2 separate regions of the Homo sapiens genome follow, and region 2 is linked to region 1. A link is a loop called in an ENCODE intact Hi-C map of the cell type or tissue named here. Cell type or tissue: chondrocyte. All regions are shown on one strand. Links, peaks and the distances in the headings refer to the core of each region. The heading gives the core; the rest is flanking DNA. Region 1 has its middle 43 kb from the start of CPO. Region 2 overlaps DYTN (dystrotelin).

Region 1 (9,575 bases), core at 598-8,597:
AAAATGCAGAAAAGTAAACAAACACCTCACAAAATGGTAAGTACTAAAATGAAGAGCACGTGCAAGCAACTAGCGGAGAAGAGCCATTAACTCAACCTCTGTGGGGCGGGCATAGGAGCGGGCTAGGGAAGGGTTCATTAGTTTTCTTAGAATGTGAGAAAAACTTGGAAGTAGTCTGATTGCTTAAATGATCTGCACTCTGTACAAGACACAATCTTCAATTTGAGATCCTGATAATAGCCATGGACATACCAGTTAATTTTACATTTGTAATTAAAAATAATCTCAGCATCTTTTATGAGGCAGGATGCGGTAGTTGGGGAGGAGTGTTGAGAATCAGGGGTTTGCAGCAGAAGCAATGGAGAAGGGGCTAAACCTGAACATGCCCTCCCTCAGAGTGGGGAAGAGGCTGGAATTAAATCATAGTCAAGAAACAACCAGCCAGGCGCGGTGGCTCACGCCTGTAATCTCAGCACTTTGGGAGGCCGAGGCGGGCAGATCACGAGGTCAGGAGATCGAGACCATCCTGGCTAACACGGTGAAACCCCATCGCTACTAAAAATACAAAAAATTAGCTGGGCGTGGTGGTGGGCGCCTGTAGTCCCAGCTATACAGGAGACTGAGGAAGGAGAATGGCGTGAACCTGGGAGGCAGCGCTTGCAGTGAGCCAAGATTGCACCACTGCACTCCAGCCTGGGCAACAGAGCCAGACTCTGTCTCAAAAAAAAAAAAAAAAAAAAAAAGAAATAACCTGGATGTCTCTGGCTCTTTACTTCTCAGAAAGTCAAGCATCTGATGTTAGCTCCTGTTCCCAAATTCATTGGTTCATATAACTAAAAGATCTGAAGGGAGTTCAAGAATAAAAGAATCCAGAGATTCCAAAGATGTTATCAGAGTTTAATGAGTTTCCCTATTTTAATTTTGCATCAGATCTTTTTCTGTTGGTTTTATTGAAGCAGGCTCTTTCCATGTGAGAGCAAAATGCAACCCCTGCTCTTATTGTCCTTCCGCCCATCCCCTGCAGCTCTAGTCCTGGATCCTATCCTCTCCACAACCCTGGAAAAAAAGTGTTTCTCTTTTGTAGTGATTCCAGTACAATTCCCAAAGAGGGACTGAATGGGCCTCCATGAGTCAAGAAGTTGGAATATGCTGTTGTCCCAGCCCAGGTCACATGTTCACTCATAGACCAGCTTCCCAAACCACGTAGGTTGAGATAGGAAATAAAATCAGGCCGCTTATGTTGGAAGAAGAGTGAGTAGACACTGGTCAGTTAAAAAGCAACAACTGGCTGGGTGCGGTGGCTCACGCCTGTAATCCCAACACTTTGGGAGGCCAAGGTGGGTGGATCGCCTGAGGTCAGGAGTTCGAGACCAGACTGGCTAACATGGTGAAATCCTGTTTCTACTAAAAATACAAAAAACTAGCCGGGCGTGGTGGCAAGTGCCTGTAATCCCAGCTACTTGGGAGGCTGAGGCAGGAGAATCGCTTGAACCTGGGAGGCAGAGGTTGCAGTGAGCCGAGATTGCACCATTGCACTCCAGCTTGGGCAACAAGAGCGAACCTCCATCTCAAGAAAAAAAAAAAAGCAACAGCTTCCCCCTAACCCAGAAAAAGCACAGGGCCTTTCTACAAGTCTCAGAGTTCACCCTAGCAGATTCTAAGTGTCATATTCTCAAAAAGAAGGTAAAATCATTTATTTCTCAACTATGTGCTGGGCATACATTCAAAATTAGGTTCAGGATTCCCCAGAGCAAAGCCAAAGTCCATTCTACTCACTGTGTCTGCTTAATTGTAGCAACCATGCCTCTGTGCCCTTACACAAAATCTTCAGGAATCTATTTTCATGAACCATTCCCAGGATTCAGGTAAGTGAGAGACACTCTAGGGAAGCGTTAACATCAAAAACTCTGAAGCCATATTGCCCAGGTAAAGCTCCGCCCAGTCACTTCATGGCTGTGTACCTGGGCAAGTCGCAGAACATGTTTGTGTCTCAACTGCCTCATTGATAAACTGTGGATAAGAGGACCTACCTTACACTGCTGTTGGGGAGATTAGGTAGGTTAACGTTTGTAAAGTGCTTTGAATGATGATTTTCCATGACAGAGTGACTTGTCCACCCTAGACCACCTACTCTAATCACAATGTAAGAGCTTAGTAAATATTAGGAGTTAAGACTATTAATACTAATGATACTGTCAGAAAATGTGGTGTCTGATGCTCCTGCCACAAGAAAGCCTATGTTCCCAAATCACTTTCATTAGGGTTTTTCTCTAGGGCTAAATACAGAGAGCATGTCCAAACAGGTGCTATGGCAGAACCCTGATTCAGCTTTGTTTTCCCGGAGCTGAGCTGAAGCAAGGTGTTATCTGAGCTTTTCAGATGTGTGTCTCTGAAGGTCCAGGATTTTCAAAAGATGAACGTTTAAATCTACTTTCAGTGTGAGGCCAGGGAACAGAAGAGAAGTGGAAATATCCTTGGCCATTTCTTGTAGGTGCCCAACCCAGGGATCTGCTTATTGCAAATATTCCTGTGGCCCCTCCTTTCTCCCCAAATTAACCAGGATGCCCAAAACTTGAACCCAGGCTTGCAAAGAAAACTAGCTACAAGAGGCATTTTTAATTAAGTGCTGTTAAGATCACTTTGGCAGTGGTGATGGGGTTTCACAGATATTATTAAATAATAGAAAAAATGTGTATACATTTTTCTGGAAGAAGCATACAGACATTTTCACATTTTAAAAATATTTTTCAAAGAGTCTGTAACCCCCCTTTCAAAAGATAAGAACTGCTGACTCAGAGGGATACTAGTTGAATTTAAGCAATTCAGGTAATTAACTGAAATCAATCAATTCAATTAATGAGAATATGTTCTTATTTGCCTGATAATCATATTTTTGTTATTTTAAAGGAAAGCTGTTGATAGAGAAATGTTATCCCATTATTTTTCATGATGATGGGACTGATATCTCCCCAGATGTATTTTTGCTTTTCTAGCCAAAACCTGACAGCTAGCCTCCTCTAGTCAGCAGGGTTGCTTCGAAGACACAGTTGTGTGTGCTGGTCTTCATTTGCTGTGAGTCTAAATGGAAACCTATAGGTGCTTTTCTGTGTCTTTGGTGTTTTCTGAAAATATCTCATTAGACATCTCAACATGCTGGTAAGGTGGAATCTCAAACAATCACCACATAGCAATAGGGCCGAAGAACTCAGGGCTTCCTCCACTCCAACACTCTGCCTGTGCATGTGACTTCTGCTCCAAGTCCTTGGTCCAGTCCTTAACCCATTTATGCCTGAGGTTGCAATTTTTTGAATTTTTGCCATCAGACCTTGGCAATGACCTTGAGCAGTGGGATATAAATAACTTCCACATGGTTAGCGTTGCAATAATGGAACGCTAGGCATAATGATGTAAATAATGTTGGCACTTCTTCCAGAGATCCCGAGGGCAGGATCCTACTGGTGCCAGGCACTCATTTACAGTAAGCAGCGTCTGTTACCAGCCTCAGGAGCAGAAGGTGAGAGTAATGATCACGGATCTCTGCACCAGTGGCTTCCCCAACCTAGTTACTTGTTTGTAATTAAGATGACAATGCAGCCGGGTGCGGTGGCTCATGCCTGTAATCCCAGCTCTTTGGGAGGCTGAGGCGGGCAGATCACTTGAGGTCAGGATTGGAGACCGGCCTGGCCAACATGGTGAAACCCTTTCTCTACCAAAAATATAAAAGATGAGCCAGGTGAGCCAGGTGTGGTGGCTCATGCCTGTAATCTCAGCTACTCGGGAGGCTGAAGCAGTAGAATCGCTTGAACCCAGGAGGTGGAGGTTGTAATAAGCCGAGATCATGCCACTGTACTCCAGTCTGGGCGACAGAGCGAGGCTCTGTCTCCAAAAAAAAGAAAAAAAGAAAAGACAATGCAACACATTTTCACTTCCTTCAGGAATTAGTACATTCCAATTTGAAGGGACAGGAGAAGATGGCTAGGTGTGCCCAGATCTTGGATTCTAAAGACAGAAGGCCATGAACAAGTGCTTGTTTTCTGGTTGGTGGCATTGGAGGAAGGATGATAGCAGGCGCCGCACACAGAGGGTTTTCCAGGAGGTGGCAGTGCGCCCTAAGGCTGGATCTTGGCTGTGCCTGCCTTGTGTATCAACCAAAGAATATTGTAATTGAGACATAACATTATAATGCATTCCAGACCACACAGCTACTCGAGTGTCACCTCAAAATGCTTCTTACTAGTTTCAAAGTCACTGTAACCAGGGTAGGGAGCTGGAAGCGAGGTAGAGGGTGGGAAGAAATGGGAGGGAGCTCTTGGAGACAAATCCGGCAGCGACACTTAGCATTGCTGTGAATGGAGTTTCAATACCATCAGACCAGGAGATACCCTGATGCATATTTACAACTGCTCCCACGTTCACCTCTGAAGACCAATAAAAGAAACTGAAGGACTCATATTGTCTCCATTTTAATTCCCAGGTTTACAAGAAATATTTCATTATTCTAATTCACAGGGAAATAAAGCATCTTCCCTTTTTAAATGAAAGGTCTCCTTGTTCAGGGTGAAGAGCAAATCAAATCAGTCTCTCCCCTGAGAGGTAAGGTTGGCCCCAGATACCAGACTGTGAGGTGAATGGCCACGTGTGGATGATGGTGATGGGAGGAGGGAGGAGAAAAAAGAACACTGGGTGTTGACCAGATCGTGCGTGTGAAACACACATAAGAGATGTATTCACACGGAGTCCATCACAGGCAGGGCAGATTGACTCTGTAATTTCCAATGCCTGACAATGACATCTCGGGACAGACTAAGTGATGGAGGAATAAGAGGGAGGCTAGGCAGGTGTCTTTCCCCTGCAATAGGCTGTTGGCTGGGGTGCTGGTTTACGCAGGCACATTTACAGAAATGAAAGAGCTGGATAAGATCAGAGCAAGGAGTGCTACAATGACTCCTTAGTGTTGTCACATCGTTTACTAGACACATTTCTCGCTTGGGAGCCTGACTTCCTGTTTACACAGTTCTTATTTGTATTTTTTTGTTTATAGCTCCTTGGACTTAGCCAGAGACCTCCATATGGATGAGAGAAGAGTAAAGTCAGCCAGGTGGATTGCTTGGGAAATCTGTGCAAATGAAAATGATACTTAAAGAAAAAAAGCCCAGCCTTTAAATGCCTTTGAATTCATCCAGAGTCTGTATGTGGTTTCCCTTTAATTTAGAAAACTAGTTGCTTTCTGATTTCCTCAACCCTCTTGCACTGGAACTTTGTTCTATATTCTCCGCAAATCCCTTCTTCTGCAAAACTCTCTTTATTCAGCTCTCTTACCTAATTCTAAGAGTGATCCATGTTGAGAACGCACAGAAGTAGTGTTTCCATGCCTTGCTGGTAGCAATCAAAATATACCTGCCTTTCCCATGGCCGAGTGATGTTTTTAAAGCTAAAAAACAAAGCAGACAAACAAGCAAAACATTTACACACCAAAAAACTGGTTTTCAGTGCTGGGGTGATGTTCTTCCTATGGCCCTCTGCCAAGAGGCCAGGCCTTCCTAGCAGCGACCAGACTGCTTTCTGGACAAGTAGGGAGAAGTGCCTATTTTGCAGAGAGTGGGAAACCATTCACCAAGTGCAGAACTGGGTTATTTAATGGGGTGGTGGCAGCTCAAGAAAGCTCATCAATAATCAAGTGAGGGGGGCAGGAAGGGGAAGACTGGAGAATTACTGAAGCAGGTGGGCTTTCAGCATGGGGACTCAGCAGAAGGCAGGAGTGGAATGTAGACTCCTCTGGGCAGCGCAAGACACAGAATGTTCAGATTCCCACAGAAGAGTAATGTGCAAGAGGTGAGATGCAGTACATTCCCTAGAGGCAATGAAATCATCAAGAAAACCTATAAACATTATGGTGAGGTGGCAAGGTCCTATAAACAAAATAAGTACACATTGGATAGATCACAGAGAAAATGCATGTTAACTCTTTGCAACCCGTACAATAACAGGAATCCCAAACAGAGCACACAGCTAGAACTCTTAAGACATGCAACAGTCCTAATGAGATACCAACTACCCACTCTAGTGAGAGGAATGCATGGTCTACCCTCAGCTCATTATGATGTTTATGATTCCTGCATTCAATTGTTTTCCAAAGATAGCTTTTCAGCTTTTTGTTTGAGTCCCAATCTAAGGAATCAAGTGTTTGCCTGATGCCAAAATATCTAAATCCAGGTATTTCCTACAGTCTGGCAGGAATGTTATATCATTAGCCATATTTAAACTCAGAAATAACAGCCATGAAGATTGTAAAGGTGGTACCAGGATGATACAAATTATTCATGGAAAATGGTGTCATTGTTGTGCAGAAAGGGCGCAGCCCTAAAAAGCACCTCATTCAAAGTCAGTAAGTGCAGGAGATAATGTTCCTATTCGTCATCACGGAGAGAAGCATACAGTGAGGTTTACAAGGAAAACCCGTATCACACAGCTCCAGAACATGCAGCAAGGCTGCAGCTTTTAAATGTTTAGAAACATTTAAGAAAAATGTCATTTAAGAAATATTAAGAAAGAGTTAAATTTCACAGGCCAGTGCAGGAAGATGGTGGGAAAGATATTGAGACATCTTTTACATGATCATATTACTGACCTAGGTTTCTTTGTGGTTCCTGTTGGTGGTAACATTTGCATTGAGTCAGCTGCCAGATCTGCAAAACGCATTTTCTTCTGTTGTTTTTTAAGCTTAAAAGCATAAGACTAGGAGCAATATCTAAAATCATTTGGTCCAAACTTTAATATTTTAGCATGGAACTCTTTGCAAAAAAACAAGCAAGAAAATAAAAACGTACCTTGATAAATCTTTATACACTTAGGGTTATTTCGTTGTAGGCAAGATAAATTAATGAGCTAACTAAAGCATAAGGAAATTCACTTGAAAGATACTAATGCTTGCACCTGATTGAAGGGAGGATGTAAGCATGAGGCTTTGAATATACAGGTAATTCTCTCTGTGATGAAGAGAAAGAACATTGTCTCACACACTTACTGACTTTGAATAAGGTGCTTTTTAGGGTTGTGCCCTTTCTGCACAACAGTGACACCATTTTCCACGAATAATTTGTATCATCCTGGCACCATCTCCTCAATCTTCATGGCTGATATTTATGAGTTTAAATACGGCTAATGATATAACATTCCTGCCAAATAGTCAATAGGAACTATCTGGATTCAGATATTTGACCATCAGGCAAATGCTTGATTCCTTAGATTGGGGATCAAACATAAAGCCATATTTTGAAAAATAATTTAATACTGCACAACCAAAGTGGCAACGAACTTTTACCTTTTCTTTTGCCATTGTAGTTGCTGGTGTGAGGGTCAAACTCTAAGGGGAGAGAGTCTGATTAAGCTGGGGTCACATGTTTGGCTGTACCTAGGTGGTGAGAGCTTCTCGTAGAAACCAATAGCCTGTGTGGCTTATAGTCAGGACATCTTGAGGCTTTATACAATATGAAGGGTGTAATTCTTCACATGGAAATTTGGGAGCTGTTAGAAGAGAGGAATGGGTGCTGAGAAACAAAAATTCATCAAAAACACACACACACACACACAAACATGCACCCCACACACCAAATAAAGCAGATGAACAAAGCTGAGGACAGAAAAGGAAAGGAGCCTGGAGCCCAACCCCTTACCCATTATAAAAGTGTCTGGGACATTCCACGACACAGAATGGAAACCATTAATGTGACTCGTCTTCTGAAGATTTGGTATCATGAGATCTAATTTATTATTCCCCACATTTTCAGGGCATGCATTCCACACTATCTTTCCATCACTATTTCCTTCAAAAATTCTTAATGATCATAGTTATAATTTAAATATCAACTCAATATTGACTGTTATCAAAATGTGATTGTGGAAATCACTTGTGTAGTCTCAAATCTGTATGACTTTCTACCTCTGGTCTCGTGATATGATTGTACTTCTTCAACTTCTTTGAAGTTAGGTGTGACCAGGTGTTGTACAAAGAAATGTGAGTGGAAGGGTTGTACATGACTTCCAGGCAGAAGTGTTAAGAGCCAGTGCATAGTTTGTGATGCTTTCTGTCTGCAGCTGCTGTGATCAGGTAAGCACATGGTGAGATAAAGCCTGCGTCAGCCAGGCTCCCTGACTATGGTAGGAAGACTCCCCTGCCGATCCCTGCAGAAGGTATTGGGTTAAGCCACTGAGATTTAGGGATTGTTTATTACTGCAGTTTAGCAGATCCTTACTGATATATCTATTTTCTTTTACTCTGATATCATAAAAGGAGAATATCTTGTTTGTTCTTCCAAAAAGATACTTAGAATTATGGGTACTCTGTACCCATACAGAGATCATGGACTACTGGGCAGAAACTGAGGCTCAGTAAAGTAGTAAAATTAGTATACTAAACCTTAATATTTGTCTTCTCCAACCTCCTTCTGATATGGTTTGGCTGTGGGTCCCCACCCAAATCTCATCTTGAATTGTAGCTCCCATAATTCCCACGTGTGGTGGGAGGGACCTAGTGGGAGGTAATTTAATCATGGAGGTGGGTCTTTCCCGTGCTGTTCTCATGATAGTGAATAAGTCTCACGAGATGTGATGGTTGTATAAAGGGCAGTTCCCCTGCCACACTCTCTTTCCTGCCACCATGTAAGACGTGACTTTGCCCCTCCTCACCTTCTACCACCATTGTGAGGCCTCCCCAGCCACATAGAACTATGAGTCATTAAGCCTCTTTTCCTTTATAAATTACCCAGTCTCGGGTATGTCTTTATTAGCAGCATAAGAACAGACTAATACACCTTCTAAGGCAGGAATTCACTTGGCTATATCCCTACTTTGAAACTACACAGACATGGGTTTGAATTCAGGCTGTGCCACTTACAAGTAATGAGATACTAAGCAAGTGATGTAACCCCTCTAGACCTCAAGTCCCTCATTTGTAAAATAGGAGCAGTATTTTTTTCTGCCTTGCCAGATTATTGTGAGGATTTGAGATATAAAGCACGTATCATGTAAACTGGCATATAGCAACCTAGTATGGTGGTTGTTAACCTCCCTTCTCTTCTTGGACACTTCCAGAGGCAGCATAGACTCATCACTTGGTAACAAACCAGTTTCATCACACAGAACATGTCTAATTGCTAGCAAACTCCTTCTTATTCAGCATAAATCTGCCTTAGCTTCTCTCTATTAGACATTTGGTGTGCTTCTTTTACCTTCTTGAACAGCATGGACCAGTCTTAGTCTTGAATTGTAGCTCAATTGTAGCTCAGTGTTGTCCACATGACAACATCATATATCTGAACACAGCTATCCTGTTCCTTCTAGAGGTCTTCTCTCCTCTCAGAAAAACATTCTCAGTTTCAGTTTTCATAAAATTGAATTTCTAGACAACTCATCTAACCTGGGGACTGTGTTTTAAAATCTCTCTGTAGTATCTAGTAATTAGTAGTTGCTAAATAAATATGCATTCCTCTACTTCTGAGTTCAGATTTCTGAGGCCTTTAATATGACACCTAGGGCTGAACACACCTTTGATCTAACAAGCACAGAGCACAGAAGGA
Region 2 (9,575 bases), core at 1,014-9,013, 290 kb before region 1:
TAATTCACAATTAAATTAGCTACAAAGAGAAGTAATTCTGTCTGTTATTTTTCTGCAGTTTAATTTTCTTTTTAACTATGTTTTCAAGAACTTCCTGAAATATTTAATAAGAGTGATGATATTTGGCACCTAACTTTCAGTTCTGGTTTTGTAAATGAAAGTATTCTCAGTGCAAACTATCATGTGTAAAGGAAATAAAACCACATCAAAAGGGAGAAGGCTTATTACCATGCAGATAGTTTGCTGAATCATTGAACGAATTCAATATTATCACTTGGCCATAACCATTAATCTCTTAGAAGATGGTCAGTGCTAGTGTGCCAACATAATAGATATCAAAGATGTGTTTTTTACTATTATTACATTGTGATTTAGTAATATTCCACATTCTTTTCTCCTAGATGAGCCACAAATCAGAATTTCTGAACTCATCAAAGTCTAGGGTACACTGAAAATTATTACATAAGAATGTTATTTTGGGGAACAACTCTACTGTACTTGGGGTGGACAGAGTACAACTCATTGACGTTTAGAGAACCCTGGCTTTGTACAGCCCTTGTAATTCCCTTTCCTCATCTCACCTCCAGAAATACTACTCTGGGAGTAGAGAGGAGAGGTTATCCCAATTAACAGGTAAAGAAACTGAGTCCTAGAAAAGTGAAGTGACTTCCTCATGGCCACACACGTGGTTAGTTGAGGGCAAAGCTTCTGTCTCTGTTCCAGATTCAGTCAAACCTCATTATCTTGTTCCAAAGCTCCTTGATTCTTTCCAGCTACATTCTAAAAGAGCTCATGGTTCACCTTATCTATCCATCCATCAATCCCTCCATCATGCGCTATACATTTTATTATTCATTCATTCATTCAGTCAGTCAGTCATTCAACAAATATTTATTGAGGATTTATCATATTCAGACATTATTATAGATTCTGGCAATACAACTGGAAACAATGGACATTCCTCCCCTCATAGAGCTTACATTATAGAGAGGGGCACAGCAATAAATAATAAATAAGTAAGATATAGGATGTCAGAGGGTGATTAAGTGCTCTGAAGAAAAATAGAGCCAGCAAGGATAACTGGGAGTGCCAGAGTGAGGAAAGTGGTTGAATGGTAAATGGTTGTCAGGAAAGGCCTTCAGGATGAGCCTACATTTGAGCAAAGACCTCGGCAGGTCTTTGGGAAGTGAGCAGTCAAGCCACGCAGGGAGGTGATCTAGGGTTGCCAGTCCCCCGAGGTGGCAGCATGCCTGGTGTATTCATGGAGCAGCAAGGAGAGCTGTGAGGCTGAAGCAGAACAAGTCAGGGAGAGGTGCAGTGGAGGACCAAGAGCTGGTGGGGAACAGGGTTTATAGGGCCAGGCTAAAGGCCACTGGAAGGACTGTGACTTTCTTGGAAGAGGGAAGGCCACAAAAAAGTTTGTGCAGAGGAGTGACATGATCTGGCCAAAATCTGAAAAGGGCCTGTGGCACCAGGAGTGGACCATGGGGAGACCGAGGAGGAAGCAGGGGAACCAGTTAGGAGGTCATGTGACAATGTGGGAGAAAGGGACCGCTGAGGTGGTGGCAGTAGAAATAATGAGACTCACTCGGAGTTCAAATCTATTTTGAAGGTACAACCAACAAGATTTGCTGATGGATTGAATTGTTTGTATGACTTTATGAGCCAGGTGTTGGAGTTGCAAGAGGGAGTGAAATCAGATTCCTTGATGGAGCTTTTAGCCAAATGAGAAGGCAGACATTAATCAGATAGTTAGATAAATAAATGTGTAGTTACAAACTATGACAAATCCTTTAAAATAAAGTCTTAAGGGTGGGATAGATCTGGCTTAGTCATATGTGAGGCAGAATCAGGGCTGGAACACAGAGACTGTGGAGGAGGAATGAAGCTGGAGAGATTAAGATGGTGGACCAAAAGGACCAAGACTAAGTCACGTTACAACTTTTCATTTTTAGCCTAAAAACGATGGGAAAACGATGGAGGAATTTGATTTAAGGAAGGCATAAGGATTTGGAAGGGATGAGTGGGTGAGAAGTGCTGTCACATTTGTGTCAAAAATGTGTAAAAGATCAGTCTGACTTCAGTAGCCAAAAGAAATGCAAATAAGAGTATGGAGGCCGGGCACGGTGGCTCACACCTGTAATCCCAGCACTTTGGGAGGCCAAGATGGGCGGATCACTTGAGGTCAGGAGATCAAGACCAGCCTGGCCAATATGGTGAAACCCCGTCTCTACTAAAAATACAAAAATTAGTCAGTTGTGGTGGCAGGTGCCTGTAATCCCAGCTGCTCAGGAGGCTGAGGCGGGAGAATTGCTTGAACCTAGAAGGCAGAGGTCGCAGCGAGCCGAGATGGTGCCACTACACTCCAACCTGAGCATCACAGCAAGACTCCATCTTAAAAAAAAAATATATATATGGATCTTTGTGATGTGACTATGGGAATATAGAAATTTGGGCAAGATCTCAAGTATCCAATATATATATAGATGATTAACATTTTATCATTACTTTCCTAGTGAAAGGTAAAAATAGCTGGCTTTAAGAATAAAGATAAACTGGAAACTGATATCTTTGTTTTTATTTTTAAATTTAAATTCTATGTGCAATATTAAAGATATACATCAAGATGATATCCAAATTATCTAACTTTAATCATATATTGATTAACAACCTGATAGGTAAATGTGACATAGGAATAATAGATAGCATCTAATTGTGAGGTCATTGTGTACTTTATCCTTTAAAGAGCCATAAAAACATATTTTAAAATACAACAAACTTTAAAGCAACAAAATGACCACAGAAATAGGGGTCTGGGATTGAGATGGAGATTTGCTGCTGGATGTCTGAGAAAAGATTAGAGAATTATAAAAGAAATTAACAAATGAATACCAATCTGATTTAAACTAATCTATTCTTATAGTCCTAGTAGGCAAAATGGAAGTGAATAAATATTTCTTTTTCTCAAAAGTGATGAGGCTGGGCATGGTGGCTCGTGCCTGTAATCTCAACACTTTGGGAGGCCGAGGTGGGAAAGTCACTTGAGGCCAGGAGTTTAAGAACCCCTGTGAGTAACATAGTGAGACCCCCATCTCTATAAAACACAAATATAAAAATTCAGCGAGCATGGTGGTATGTGCCTGGGAGGCTGAGGTGGGAGAATCGCTTAAGTCCCAAAATCCAAGGTTGCAGTCAGCTATGATTGTGCCACTGCACTCCAACCTGGGCGACAGAGTGAGATCTTGTCTCTAAAAAAAAAAAAAAAAAGTGTTTCTCTCCTTTATCTTCTGCTATTTTAAATTACAAAGAAGTGGCTACTTCAAAAATGAAGGTCACAAAAACCTTTTAAAGGTCATCTTTAGGTTGGTGATCAGGTATGTGATGCATATACTGGAAGTGGCAGGCTGTGCCCCTCTGGAGCACAATTTGGCATTCTGAATTTCGAGGATTAACCAAGTTCGCAATTTTTTATTCAATGATTTTCATTGAATGAGTTTTCCCTTAATAAAAACATAAAAATATTTAGATAAATGCATGCATAGAGATGTTGACTCTAGAATTTTGGGGGGCAACATTTGGAAATAGCCAAATGTTCAATAATGTATTGCTTGTGAATTGTGGCATTTTCTTATAAGGAAGAGAGTAAGGCCATTAAAAATGATGTTTTGGGAACTAAGAATGAAAAATTGTATCTATAGCATAATCCCTGTTTTGGTTAATCTCTGTTTCACACTAAAATGTGAACAGCACTCATCTGTGAGTGGTGGTATGCTGAGTGTCTTTCTTTTCCTTTTTTTTTTTTAAATAAAGTATTAATTCTGAATTAGCCTTCCAAAAGCAAACCAGCAAAAACTAGGAATATAACAAAGTTATTCAAATATTCTAATATTAAAAATCTTCTTTGTCTTTCTGATGGTTTCATTTGTAGAAATAACTCTAAACATCTGGATGGGTCACCAAAAGGTGTTGTGGCCTCTTAGTTCTACTTTGAAATTAAAGGCCCTTTTTAGAGGAAAAAAATATCTGAAGTCCAACCCTCACCCCTCCTCCTGCCTTGTCTAGGATCTTCAGCATTAGAAAGATTGCTGGCCGGTTACCATAACACCCAGGGCCCTTGGTGGCTGCTCTGTGGGATCAGCCAATCCTCGCAGCCACTCACCTGGCCTGCGCATGGTGAGGCACACCCTTTGGATTCACCTGGTCCAGCAGCTGCTGCCTTCTCGCTGCTTCTTTCTTCCTACAGCGCCCCTGAAGAAGGTTGTTTCTGAGGGTCCTGAAGAGAAGTTTTGTATTCTGCATTGCTGACATCTGCTGAAAGGGCCAACATTTTTAAAAAGCGTCAGATCAGTCTACGTGTGGTCTTCCTTCCTTACTTGGATGGACTGGCCACCATGAAAGTTTTTGGAATTATTTCTCTTAAGTCCTCAGAAAAATAATCTTACCTCCTTCTTGTCCCTGAATTTCTTCACATTCTCATAGAAATAGCATAAGTCTCCAAATTAAACACCCCAAACCCCCTCAATAAGTCCTCTTCCTTAGAGTAACCCCGTCATTTGGCATTCTACACCTAGAGGAGGGCATCAAAGAGGACTAAGCCTGTGGTTGCTCACATTTAGGGTTGTGGATGCCTTTGAGAATTGGATGATAACTCATGGATTTATTTCCAGCGAAATACTCACACATTCCATTCTGCATACAATTTCAGTGGACTCACAGGCTCACCCGAAATCCATTTATTTCACCCCAAGTTAAGAACTTCTACCAAATGCAAAGAAGGAATGAGATGTCTCATTTCAAGGGTTTCAGCACTTGAAATTTAAAGCGTAATAACAAAGTGGCCACATGGTGTCACTCTAACATCAACAAATCCAAGACTTTTAGCACTAGGAAGGTAGATCCTAGGCCTGTGAACCTGAGGACCTGGGTAAGGCAATGCCCACTGGAAATTATTTGGCAAGATTCAGGCACTTGACTTTTGCAGGCCATTCATGTAAAGGAGAGAAGGAGGGAAAACTATCCTTGGCAAAGTTAATTAGTCAACATCCTTCGCTATTGTGGTATTTGAGGAGGTTGCCATCTGTGTGAAGAAACTTACTCACTGGAATTTAGTAATGAAAAGAAAATGTTCTTTCTGGGAAAAAATAGAATGCTTTTTTCTAAAATGTACTATGCTGTTTCTCTTCTTACAAAGAACTGAATTCACTTGCTAGGTATTTATAATTTTAAAAAATTTGAAAGGCAGCTGTGAAGTTTTAGTTGTATACTTTTTCAGTCAACATTGAGATAATAATCTTTCTTTTTTCCTAAAGAAGAAATATTTGAAATTTAGGGTTCAGGAAAAGACATGTTAAAAAAGAAAAATTCTCCAAAAATATGTTAGTAACTAGAAGTCTTGCTGCATCATTTTTGCCATATCAGAGCCCTTCTCTTTTCCATCTGTACCCATTTCCAGTGCTGCTCCCTGTAACTCTTCACTGACATTTTCTATTCCAGAGTATCTGATCAATCACTTCAGACTGAACTCTGGCCTGTTCTTGTGGCCAAAAACTTCCACTGAGACATACAATGTGAAGAAATCATACTTACGTTGGGAGATATTCAAGGTGGAGTTTGCCACTTGCTTAGTCTTAAATATTGCAATGTATGACAGGAGCAGAATCTGTGGTTTCACTGGAGGGAAGGTTTTTTCATGGCTATAGCTTATACTGAATTGATTAATGAATAGTTTGGTATGTGACATTAAATGTTACCTGAATGCAGTGCTCAATGACAGGATGAGACTTCTGATGGGACTTGCTGTGAAGACCAGATAAGAAACACATCTGGCAGATGTCAAAGTTGAGACACTTCAGACAGCGGTATCTGCCAGTTAAAATAGAAGCACAGCTTACGTCACTAGTAGATGAGAAAAAAAAAAAAAAAAGAATATCCAGGTAGAGAATGAGCAACCCAAAATATACAGAAGATGTCTGAGCTGCCAAATCAGTGTAAAGTTTCTCCCAAACTATAGGATTATTAAATGACTCTAATGCGTTTGTTTACTCAAATACATCTTCATATGATAGTATTTTCAAATGGCATTATATTAATGCCATATACGCTATGGTATAGAAGTCTGATTTATTTCCCAAAATACGAAGTGCCTTCTATATGCAGGGTGCTGTGTGCTACAACCTTTAGGATAAACCCTTAAATCTGCAGCTGCGTTTTGTGCAGCTGCACAATGCACTCAAATTCTTTGAATTTAATAGCTAATTTAAAAATAGATTTCAATAAAATCAAATTTTGGCTTGTCTTAAACTTTTGCAGGGTATGATAATATTGGGCCTGTATTCCTGAGTGGTGTTGGGGAAAATTAAGCCATAAATAACAAATTTAAAAATAAGCACTCGTCATTTTATAGAAGTCTGTATGTAGGAAAGATATAAAGTAGAGGAGGGGAATTCCTCACCACAGCCAAGTTTCTTGACCCATCAACATTGGAGAATTTTTCTTTTTGAGAAATGACAGCCTTAAATCCCTTTGTGGTCAGAAGGAGCGGAGAGAGTCTTGAGACACTCTGGTTAGGAGGGGTGTCCCATAATACTCAGGAAACTATTGTGATGTTAGTGGGGAGCTAGTAAGACCTAGCAGTCATCAGTTAGTAACTTTTAAGGATATTTGAGTGGGACCATGTTGTTTGTCTATAAAATAACAGGGAGCTATACATTTTTCCCCTGATATGTAAATTCTCTTCTCTAACTGCAGTGTGTGTGGTATAAAACTCTGTCCTCATATGGTGACAGTTGGTGAGAACCAGGCAGCAGCTACTCCTTTTAGACTGGACATACAGTTCTGAGCTAGCTATAGTCCCTACCTGTCCTATTTCCTTCACGTATACCACTTGCCTTGCCTTTTAAGCATTTGGGTTTTCAACACCTCTCTTAAGGTTACAAAAAAGAAATATGATAAGATTCCAGTGCTCTTAAATTTCATATCTTGCGGCAAAACTTTGACATGGAAGGTTGAAGTAATAACTTCCAGAATTAGGTGATGTGTGATTAAGTGCCAAGTGAAAGGCATGGAGAAGAGGGGTATAGCAGGGAGGCAGAGGGAGAGCCCTATGGGCTGGTGTGGTCTGGAAAGTGAGGCTCATGCTATACATGGAAGGCTGGGCTGGAGATTAAAGCAAAGAAAATCCCAAGTAGAAAGAAGAGAAGGAATAAGGTAACGAAGATTGGGATGAGTAAGAAGGGTTTAGAGGACATAAAATCTATCAGACCTGCTAACTGCCCTGAATAACAGCGGGAAAACACCTTGGAAAGCTTCTGAGGCCAGATGGCAGAAGGTCTGATGGTCTGATCAAAGTCGTTTAGAGGAGGAGCAGGAGAATGTAAATACCTTGAGATCGCCCCTCAGCTACCCTTGTTTACTGCTGTACTTCCAACCCTGACTCCCATGGCAGGATATTAATAAATAATGTGGGATGATATAATAGCAGCTAGCATTTTTGTGCATGTTCTATGTGCAGGCAGTGTACATGTGTTGACCCAGTTAATCCCCATGGAAATTCTTTCAGGTATTCATACGATTACCCTCATTTTGCAGATGAGGAAACTGAATTAAAGAGAGTTTAAGTAACTTGCACAAAGTTACACAACTACTTAGTAAGTAGTAGAAGATTTTGAGTCCCAGGTTACTATCTGAACTGATGGCCTGCCATTTTAACCACTAGAATAGACCACACTATCCTAGAATAGACCACCACTCCTCAAGGCAGGAGGCTTGAGTTTGAATTCACATACCACCATTACTACTTATAGTAGTACTAATAGTTGAATTGAAAACTTAAGCTCACTTAAGTTTAGGAGAATGCCTGGTACATGGTAGGTTTTTCAATGAACATTAGTTGAATGAAGTTGGATAAATGACTTAGTTTCTTCAACTAAGGAAAAATGGAGCTAGTAAACCCTATCCTCCTGGCCTTGCAAAATTTTTAGAAAACTTTAAAAGTTGTTCAACATACATAAATGGGAAGACATTTACTTTTTCAATGAAGTGTACAACATAATAAACTATTTTTATAAGGATTATTTGATGAGTCATCCATGCTGGCTGCTTTATCAAGCATTAACTGGATGGCTGTGATTAACTTATTTAGGATAATATGCTGCTCTATCCTTAAATTTGTTCCTCTGTGCTCTGAAACTACCTACAGGTATATGAGAATGGTTATTGTGTGGGTAATGAGATTGGCCTGTTGTTGATGTTTTTTACCAGTATAGAACCCAGGTTTTCTCCCAATTTCATTTCAACCTTCCATGGCTATCACAGAGCAAAAATGCTGACATGTCCTTCTAGAATTTTTTTCTTGGATTAAGGCCACTCTATGGTCTTTGCACCTTCTCTTTCTTTAGAAGGCCAAATCTTTGTCCTCTTCCTGCTACCTGCAGATCTGCAAATGCATGCCCTCTAACATGGCTTTCTTCATCTCCCAAAAAACCAAAGCTACTGGTTGAGTTTTTTGAGATCCCAAAACATAAGTTTAAAGTTAGGATTATAATATATCCAGGCAATTTTTAATAGAATCCTAAGTTTAGAGCTAAAGAAGTCTCAGACATCATTTGATCTACCCTGCTGAATTTTACTAAAAACAAAACAAACCAAAAAACAAAAACCCCAAACTGAGGTCTAGAGAGGTTAAACACCTTGCCCAGGTCTCCTAGCTCTTTGTATATAGGACACCTGTTTATTGCCTTGGATGCATAAGGGGAAAGATGGTTTACATGGGGGCATTTTAAAGAAATTCTGTTCTCATTCTCAACAGATATTTGAAGGGTAGCATTTCTCGGCCTCTGCCTTTGCCATTTTTAGGGGCGACTTAAGTAAGTCACTCAAACTCTTTGAGACTCAATTTTTGTCATCTATAGAATAGAAATAGTATCTGCTTTATGTTATACATAATAATTTTGAAAACATATTTCAATGTAAAAGTTGTGTTTTATATAATTACAAAGTTAATCCTGTACTCGACCTAGGGCAGGACTTGCAGTAACTCCTTAACTAATACTTGCTTATTGGTTAAATGATTATAATGTACTCATAACATGGCAAATCATATTCAGATTTCCCCATTGTCCAATATAAATAATTTATTTTTCTTTGTTGTATGAGGATTTCTTTGTTCCTGCTTGCTTGGTTTCCAACAGTCCTGTTCATTTATATGTTTTATTGTTTAAAGTTCAGTTCCTTGCCGAATTTTCATGAATGAAGTTTCACTGTGTCCTGCAAATTCTCTGCAAACCCAATTCATTTTCTCAGCAAAATTAAAACCGGATCTCCAGTTTTTCGGTGTACCAAGCAGACCTATTTTACCTCCATGGGGAGCAATTTCAGTTCTGGGTTAGCTAGGGTCAGGAAGCATGGGAAGGGAAGGGGAACAAAGTGAGCAGGAGCTGAGTCCTGAGGCCTCTTGTCCCCTTCTCCTTCCGGGAACCCTCAGTTTTGCCTTGTATTTAGCTACCTGATGTCCCAGAGCTTTAGTCTTCCCACATCCCCAGCCCCTGTTCACTCATCGTGAATAATGGCTTCTTCCA

Evidence for each region. Hi-C counts contacts between places; a loop is a spot of excess contacts. Peaks named below come from ENCODE experiments on the same cell type or tissue, not always from the same donor. Only the 100,000 strongest peaks of a DNase experiment are listed, where the experiment ranks them.
Region 2: a loop joins it to region 1, with 5 times the contacts of the local background. A loop is called at or near these places in 29 of 110 quality-filtered maps.

What each region holds. Positions count from the first base shown.
Region 1 is chr2:206,977,814-206,987,388 of GRCh38, forward strand. No RefSeq gene overlaps it. Among named protein-coding and RNA genes, the nearest start is that of CPO, 43 kb to the left of the region's middle. RefSeq lists a silencer at 4,025-4,174. In chondrocyte, for the core only: a CTCF peak has its summit at 4,106 (motif pointing right); a DNase peak (open chromatin) is centred at 4,086.
Region 2 is chr2:206,689,016-206,698,590 of GRCh38, forward strand. DYTN (dystrotelin) reads right to left here. Exons shown (of 12, transcript NM_001093730.1): 8 at 5,751-5,862; 9 at 4,160-4,308. Among named protein-coding and RNA genes, the nearest start is that of DYTN, 25 kb to the right of the region's middle. In chondrocyte, for the core only: CTCF peaks have their summits at 4,853 (motif pointing right) and 5,090; no DNase peak of the experiment used is centred there.